Linked DNA regions of Homo sapiens: region 2 is linked to region 1. A link is an interaction called in ENCODE POLR2A ChIA-PET data of the cell type or tissue named here. Cell type or tissue: MCF 10A. All regions are shown on one strand.

Region 1 (4,000 bases):
TGTGAGGTGTGGAGGAAGTGGCAGTGCCAGAGGGCTATCATGAAACTAATAGCTTCTTGTCTGGAAGTGATTTGAGGAGTGAAATCCATTGCCCTCTCAAACTTTAATGTGTGCAATTAAAGCATCAGCAACTCAAAGTTGGTGGTCAGAAGAGCAGCTTTCTTTGTATTTGCCTTCAGTTTATTGTGGTCTGAATTTTGATCTCCGGTTTTGGGCTGAAAGAATGAAAAGTGTTTATTCTGACAGTGACATTTGGTTTTTACTCATCTGTTTAGTAAACCTTTTTGATGTAAAATAATGTTCAATCCTGTCTAGAAATTGCTGTAGAAAGCAAACTCTTCTCAAACTTTAGGCAGAGCTAAATATATTTTTTCAATATTCAAACAGTTATCTGTATGTTAAAATAAATTCTGGGCCAGGCATGGTAGCTCACGCTTGTAATCTCAGCACTTGGAGAGGCCAAGGTGGGAGGATCACTTGAGGTCAGGAATTAGCGACCAGCGTAGGCAACATGGGGAGACTGTCTCTACAAAAAAAAAAAAAAAAAAAAGAAAGATTAAAAATTAGCTGGGCATGGTGGCACACACCTGTAGTCCCAGCTACTCGGAAGGAGGCTGAGGTGGGAGGATTGCTTACGGCCAGGAGTTCAAGGCTGCAGTGAGGTATGATCATGCCATAGCAATCCAGGCTGGGTGACAGAGTGAGACCCTGTCTCTTAAAAATAAATAAGTAAATACATACATACTGGACTTGTTTGCTAAATCTTAGCGATAGGGACTGTAAAACTTTTCTTTTTCTTGCTTTTTTTTGAGACGGAATTTTACTCTTGTTGCCCAGGCTGGAGTGCAATGGCATGATCTCGGCTCACTGCAACCTCTACCTCCTGGGTTCAACCAATTCTCCTGCCTCAGCCTCCCGAGTAGCTGCGATTATAGGCATGCACCACTACACTTGGCTAATTTTTGTATTTTTAGTAAAGACAGGGTTTCACCATGTTGGTCAGGCCGGTCTCGAACTCCTGACTTCAGGTGATCCACCTGTCTTGGCCTCCCAAAGTGCTGGGATTACAGGTATGAACCACTGCACCTGGCCAGGAAAACTTTTCTTACAAGATGGTAATTCGGTCGGGTGCAGTGGCTCATGTCTGTAATCCTAGCACGTTGTGAGGCTGAGATGGGAGGATCACTTGAGGCCAGGAGTTTGAGACCAGCCTGGTCAACATAGTGAGACCCCCATCTCTATTAAAAAAAAAAAAGATAGTAACTTAAGGAAATAAAATTAACAAAAGGACTGATTTCTTATGTACTTCTATGCTGACTTAGTGTAACCCAAAATTTAACATGCTATTTAATATGTCAGTGCAACTGCTTTTTAGTTTCTGTTTATTGTTCAGGATAATTTTTTCTCCTGATATTCTTGAAGTAAATTTTTAGCTTTAAACAAATTCTTCTGTCACAGAATGACCTTGGTTTTAAAAAAGGGAATTGACTATACTTGCAAAGTTCATTTTTTTTTTCTAAAAAAGAAAAAGGCAGTATTTACACATCTGAATCCTTAATTTGTACCAGTTCTTCAGCACTGTCTTACTTCCTGGCTGCAGGGCCATTTGTTGCCGTATGGTGTTGTAACTTTAGGTTGGTGCAAAAGTAACTGTGTTTTGCATTGACATGGCACCAGCCTAAGAGCTAGCTCTAACTGGCTGAATGTCTTTTCTGACTTTCAACATCACACCAGCTGTATTAGCAGAGATGACTAAGCATTGGGTAATTTCACTTCATGCTAACCACTATAAATTGGTTCAGTTGATGTGTGTGTGTGTGTGTGTGTGTGTGTGTGTGTGTAGACTCCTATATAATTTCTACAATCCTTGCTTTAAAACCTGCAAAATGTATTTTTTGTTTTGTCTTTTCCTTTTTGAGACAGGGTCTCCTTCTGTCACCCAGGCTGAAGTGTGATCATGGCTCACTGCAGCTTTGACCTCCTGGTCTCAAGCAATCCTCCTGCCTCAGCCTCCCAAGTAGCTGGGACTACAGGCATGCACCATCACGCTCAGCTAATTTTTAAATTTTTGTAGAGATGGAGTCTTGCTATGTTTCCCAGGCTGGTCTTGAACCCCTGGGCTCAAGTGATCCTCCCACCTCAGTCCCCCAAAGTGTTGGGATTATAGGTGTGAGCCACTGTGCCTGGCCAAAACCTGCAAACCATGTTAAATCTATGTTGTGTTCCTTTCGGAAGAGATGTCTAATATTAACTTGTGTTATATAAAATCTAAAACATAGGCTTTCAATATTGTTTTAACAGTATATAACAGAATTGGCAAATGCCCTGTCTTACTGTCATTCGAAGAGAGTTATTCATAGAGACATTAAGCCAGAGAACTTACTTCTTGGATCAGCTGGAGAGCTTAAAATTGCAGATTTTGGGTGGTCAGTACATGCTCCATCTTCCAGGTATGTAACTTTAGAGGTGGAAGTTGTTTGGTTTACCAAAGCCCTGGGAGCTAACCGTGAGCTAAATGTAAAATATTTCAGTGTAGATTTTGTGCTGTAAGAGGGGTAGGTGGCTAACCCAGAAGTACTTTGGAGTAATTTAGGCTTAATAATAAACTAGGGTTTGCAAGAAAGTGTTATTCTGTGGAGATTTGGGGCTATTAGCAGTGTTCTAGGCCTAGGGTTGAAGATGCTTAATGTCCTTAGAGGCTAATGAAGGGATGAATGAGTCAACAGATAGGACACGTATATGACAGAGGTGAAGTGCCCACATGTTGAGTGGGAGGAACTCTTCACCTCTGCTGCTTCCTGGATGAGGAGATGGGGAGATGGTTCAGAGGACAGCACTGACAAAGATCTAGAGCTCAGAGTGCAGGCCATATCAGGGAACTTGAAACACTAAATTAGTTTGGTGGTGCTTTGAGGGCAGTGGTGAGAGATTCTCTTCAGTCTGCCTCTGTCAATAGTAGGGATAGTCCTTTCTTATCCCCTGTCACAGCTGAAGCAGAGATGTCAGTCTCAAAACAATTCAAATCTTAGCTTTCCAAGTGAACTACAATATCTTTACTGTTTTAAATTTGAGTTTAAATAAGCTTTGAAACTTCACATGAAGTGGGGCATTTTAAAACATATATCTACCGATGAAGTTTTGTCAACTTTGGAGGAGGACTCAAATTATAGCCAAATGACTTAAAAATCAAGCTAGTTAAAAAAAAAGTATAGCCTAAAATAGAATATGAGGGAGAAAACCTTTGCTTTTGTTACAGAGCACTTCTAATTGTTCCAGCAATGCACTGAATCTGCTATTGCAGTCTTTTTTTTTTTTTTTTTTTTTAAACTGGTTGTCATTAGTGGGAGCTGTTATCTGGTGAGACAAACCAGAATAAAGACTTACAGGCTTCATGGAATCGCAGAGTTAAACTGTATCTTAACCGGTTGAATTGTGATAGAAAAGATGGCTTCTTGCTTTTTGAAAAGATTACTTACATAACCGATAGTCACTTCACTCCAAATCCCAGATGTTAATCATCATCATTTCCTGGTTATTGCCTCAGTTTGAGAACCCCCGATTCAGTCCGTCGGTGCTGATGGAGGGGTTAGATGACCAGAGTGGTAGCTTCTTAATCCTACGTCACAATTCAGTGGTGAGTGACTGTTTGTGTGCTCAGTGGGTGCCAGGCCTGGCTGAACACAGCACCAGGGCTGTGACCACGTAAGCCTCCATGGTGAAGAGCAGCTGATAACAAAGCAACACGAACCCACACAGACTGTTCTGGCTTGCTGTCTGCTGTTCCCAGCTTTTTTCCAACCTTCGTTAAAAAAACCTAAACCGATAAAAATGCGGAATTGGTAGTTGATGGCATACCTGTCTATACAGTGCCTACGTTCAGCAGTTTTTCCCATTTAGTCAGAAGGGCTGCATCTGCTTTTTTAGTGAACACTTGAAAATACGTTGCAAACATCATGATGCTTCAACCTTAAGCACTATAATAGAATGCATTTCCTAAATA
Region 2 (4,000 bases), 190 kb after region 1:
AATCCCAGCACTTTGGGAGGCCGAGGTGGGTGGATCGTCTGATGTCAGCAGTTTGAGACCAGCCTGGCCAACATGGTGAAACCCTGTCTCTACTAAAAATACAAAAATTAGCCAGGCATGGTGGTGTGCACCTGTAATCCCATTTCTACTTTTGTTGCCTACAAAAGATGTAGATTCAAGTTACAAAGGGACTGTGTGACCTTGGGGAAGTTGCTTAAACTCTCTGAGGCTTAAATTCCTGACTCACAGATGTTCTGTTTAAAGTAAATGAGATGATGTATATAAACATTTAATGTAATTGTAACGTAAATCTGTAAATAGTCAACACTAGGTAAACTGACCGGATTTTTCCTAGACCTCTCCAACATGTGGGTCTAATGGGGTCATGACAACAATTCCAACTTAGCCCTTGTCCTGATACAGGGCCTCCAGCCACTGATAAAGGTCTGTCCCCAGTAAGTTTATTTCCAATTAGTTTTCCTTTAGCTCATTCTTAAGAATAACCATTACCATTTATTGACAGCACTATGGACATAATCTCATTTAATATTCACAACCACCCCATGAGGATGCTGAAGAGGTGACTGAGGTACAGAAAGATGAGGTAACGTGCCCAAAGTCACCTGCCTCAAACGCATCAGAGATAGGATTTGATCCCAGGCATTGGAGACCCCTGACACTGTCCTTTTTTTTTCTTTCCCAACATATATTGCTACATCTTTTAAACAAATTTAATTTCAATAGTTTTTGGGGGTACAGGTGGTTTTTGGTTACATGGATAATTTCTTTAGTGGTGACTTCTGGGATTTTGGAGTACCCGTCTCTGAAGCAGTGCACACTGTACCCAGTATGTAGTCTTTTATCTCTCACCCCTCTCTCACCCTTCCCCCCGAGTCCCCAGAGTTCACTATATCACTATGTTTTTGCATCCTCATAGCTTAGCTCCCACTTATAAGTGAGAATGTGTATATTTATTTTTTCACTCTTGAGTTACTTAACTTAGAATAATGGCCTCCAGCACCATCCAAGTTGCTGCAGAGGCCATTATTCCATTCCGTTTTATGGCTGAGTAGTATTCCATGGTGTATACATACCACATTTTCTTTCTGTTTTTTTTTTTTTTTTGAGATGGAGTTTTGCTCTTGTTGCCTAGGCTGGAGTACAATGGCACGAGCTCAGCTCACCGCAAACTCTGCCTTCTGGGTTCAAGTGATTCTTCTACCTCAGTCTCCCAAGTAGCTGGGATTATAGGCATGCACCACCATGCCCGGCAAATTTTTTTTTTTTTTTTTTTTTTTTTTTGAGACGGAGTCTCGCTCTGTCGCCCAGGCTGGAGTGCAGTGGCGGGATCTCGGCTCACTGCAAGCTCCGCCTCCCGGGTTCACGCCATTCTCCCGCCTCAGCCTCCCAAGTAGCTGGGACTACAGGCGCCCGCCACTACGCCCGGCTAATTTTTTTGTATTTTTAGTAGAGACAGGGTTTCTCCATGTTGGTCAGGCTGGTCCCAAACTCCCGACCTCAGGTGATCCACCCGCCTCGGCCTCCCAAAGTGCTGGGATTACAGGCGTGAGCCACCGCCCCTGGCCTATACCACATTTTCTTTATCCACTCGTTGGTCGATGAGCATTTAGGTTGGTTCCATATCTTTGCAATTGTGAATTGTGCTATAAACATGCATGTGCCTGTGTCTTTTTCATATTGGACTTCTTTTCTTCTGGGTAGATACCCAGTAGTGGGATTGCTGAATCGAATAAGGAATCGCCATACGGTTTTCCATAGTGTTTGTAGCAATTTACATTCCCAACAGCAGTGTAAAAGCGTTTCCTTTTCACCACGTTCACGCCAACGTCATCCCTCACCTGTCGCGTATCAGGGCTGCTCCACTGCAAACTTCTGTGCAGGAAATGATTTGAGGTTCTGGAATGACCTACGGGAGAGCCACTTCTCGAACCCAAGTCTCTGGCTCCTTGTCTGGTGCTCACTCCATTGCCTCATTCTGTCCTGTCACATTGGAATACGGCATTCGAAGGGCCATTTGGTGGCTTGGTCTCATCCGCCACTATTTGCCTTGTGCTAATTGCCATTTCCCATTGCTTCTGAGCTGTGCCGACCAGACTGGAAGGGTAAACTCCAGCTTATGAAACGTTCCTTGGAGGGGCATCAATTCGTTTTACTGAGAGCAGCCCCAAATATTTGACCAAGTTTTCTTTTGAGCTCTGGGATTCCTCTTAAATGTAGAAACATTCCTAATGGAGTTTCCTCTGCATGAAGGAAAACCAGATTTGTCTGGAAAGTCATTTAATGTCTAACCAGCGTGCAAACCCTCCACTCCAGACTTCCTTCCTGTCTGCAAAATCTCCTTTCCGTAAGGAGATGAGCTTTCTCATTTGGCTGACATCAAAATGAGACAGGATTTGGTGCCACCTTCTGGCCCAGTCACTTCTCTGACTCTTTGGGAATTGTTGGTGAGCACCCCTGAGAGAGGACAGCCTTTTCGTTATTAATGAGGGTGGGTGCTGGTGAGCGTGGGCAATTAGGGGAGACAGTCAGCTGCACACTTGGCTAGACTCCGGCTTCGATGTGTTTAAATTATGCAGGTGTGCTTCTTAATTAACAAGGCATTTTGCCAGAGGGAAAAAAACAACTGAATCTCTGCAATGTGCTTTCTGCCTCAGGGGGTGGCTGGTAGTCTTTTTACACTAAGTAGGTTGGCCTCTAAAGGCTTCCTACTTAAAAAAAAATGGAAAAAGTATTTGTTGATCCTCTATCAGCAGAGGAGAGGAAATGAGTCTGTTGTATCAAAGAAGGATAACTGGTGATAACTTTCATTTTTCACATTCTAATGGCTTCATGGTCACGCTCCTCATTAAAATGTGAAAGGCAAGAGCTGGTGGCTGGGGAGTTAATTACTGATCTGAGATAGTTTCAGCAAACATTGTAAGGAACTTGCCTAGTTACAGATAATGACAATAATTGATAGCTGGGATAAGGTGGTTTTATACAATGGAAATTCCGTCTGTAAACAATAACATCCATCTATTTCTAGAAAGTGAAAGGATTCAGAAGACTTGGCATAGATTATCCTGTCGCAGGCAGATGTGGCTCACAGAGTCACGTGTCGCAAAGTGAAGACAGGGGCTAAGATTTGTGCCAAAAAGCCCACTTGAATCTTCTTTAATCTCAGTTACTGGACTTGCCCTGATAGGATAATGTAATTCAGTCTCCAATTTGTCTTTCAGGTATAAATATAATGTCAAATATTAGCAGAAACATAATTAGAGAATAAAAAATTAGATGGTAGGTGGGATTTTAGGGGCTTATCCCGAAAAGCTCAAAGAGGATGAAAACAGGGCTGCTGTGTACAGGTGTATAGGTTTCACACTGTCCAACTCCAGAGGGCACCATGCTTACAATGAGTGTCTTGGATTTGTATAATATATTTGTTAGGACAATTTTTCTGATGAATGGCAGTAAAATATCTGTGGGGGAAGGAACACTTTTATCTTATTTGCACAAATATGCCAGAACTAGGCCAGGGGCCACCCTGGGCAGTACTGTACCCATAAGGGGTTGAAAATTCATGTCCCAAGGGCAGAATGTGGCCCATACTTGTTTGTTTAAACTACAGAGCGTAGGCCTGCATGGCATTAAAAAAATGAAGCTTTGAATTGTTTGCCAACATTTAAAAATCAGATACGTTTGCATAAAAATCTGGATTTCTGGTTTCTGTCAGAAAAGAGATTTTTTGGGAACTTGATTTCCTGCATACAATTCATAGCTCTAGCTGGTATTAAAGTTTCCCTTTCATTCAGGACAGGAGCTCTCCAGTTTGCCATAAATCCCCACCATGCCTTACAGTATCTAGAACAGGGAGGACCAACGTCATTCTTTAATATTTTACTTACATTTATTTTCTTCATAGAATTAAGAGGAAAGTGATATCATTCTTTATCTATGTCTTCATAAAAAGTTTGAAAACAAAAGGTAGAAGAAGAGGACA

What was found. Peaks named below come from ENCODE experiments on the same cell type or tissue, not always from the same donor. Only the 100,000 strongest peaks of a DNase experiment are listed, where the experiment ranks them.
Region 2: POLR2A ChIA-PET joins it to region 1 with 8 read pairs; 1 of 35 experiments calls an interaction of 5 or more read pairs at or near these places.

Annotation. Positions count from the first base shown.
Region 1 is chr20:56,371,858-56,375,857 of GRCh38, reverse strand. AURKA (aurora kinase A) reads left to right here. Exons shown (of 9, transcript NM_198437.3): 7 at 2,302-2,450. Among named protein-coding and RNA genes, the nearest start is that of FAM210B, 15 kb to the right of the region's middle. In MCF 10A, no CTCF peak of the experiment used is centred here; a DNase peak (open chromatin) is centred at 1,707.
Region 2 is chr20:56,186,445-56,190,444 of GRCh38, reverse strand. No RefSeq gene overlaps it. Among named protein-coding and RNA genes, the nearest start is that of MC3R, 60 kb to the left of the region's middle. In MCF 10A, a CTCF peak has its summit at 2,408 (motif pointing left); a DNase peak (open chromatin) is centred at 2,424.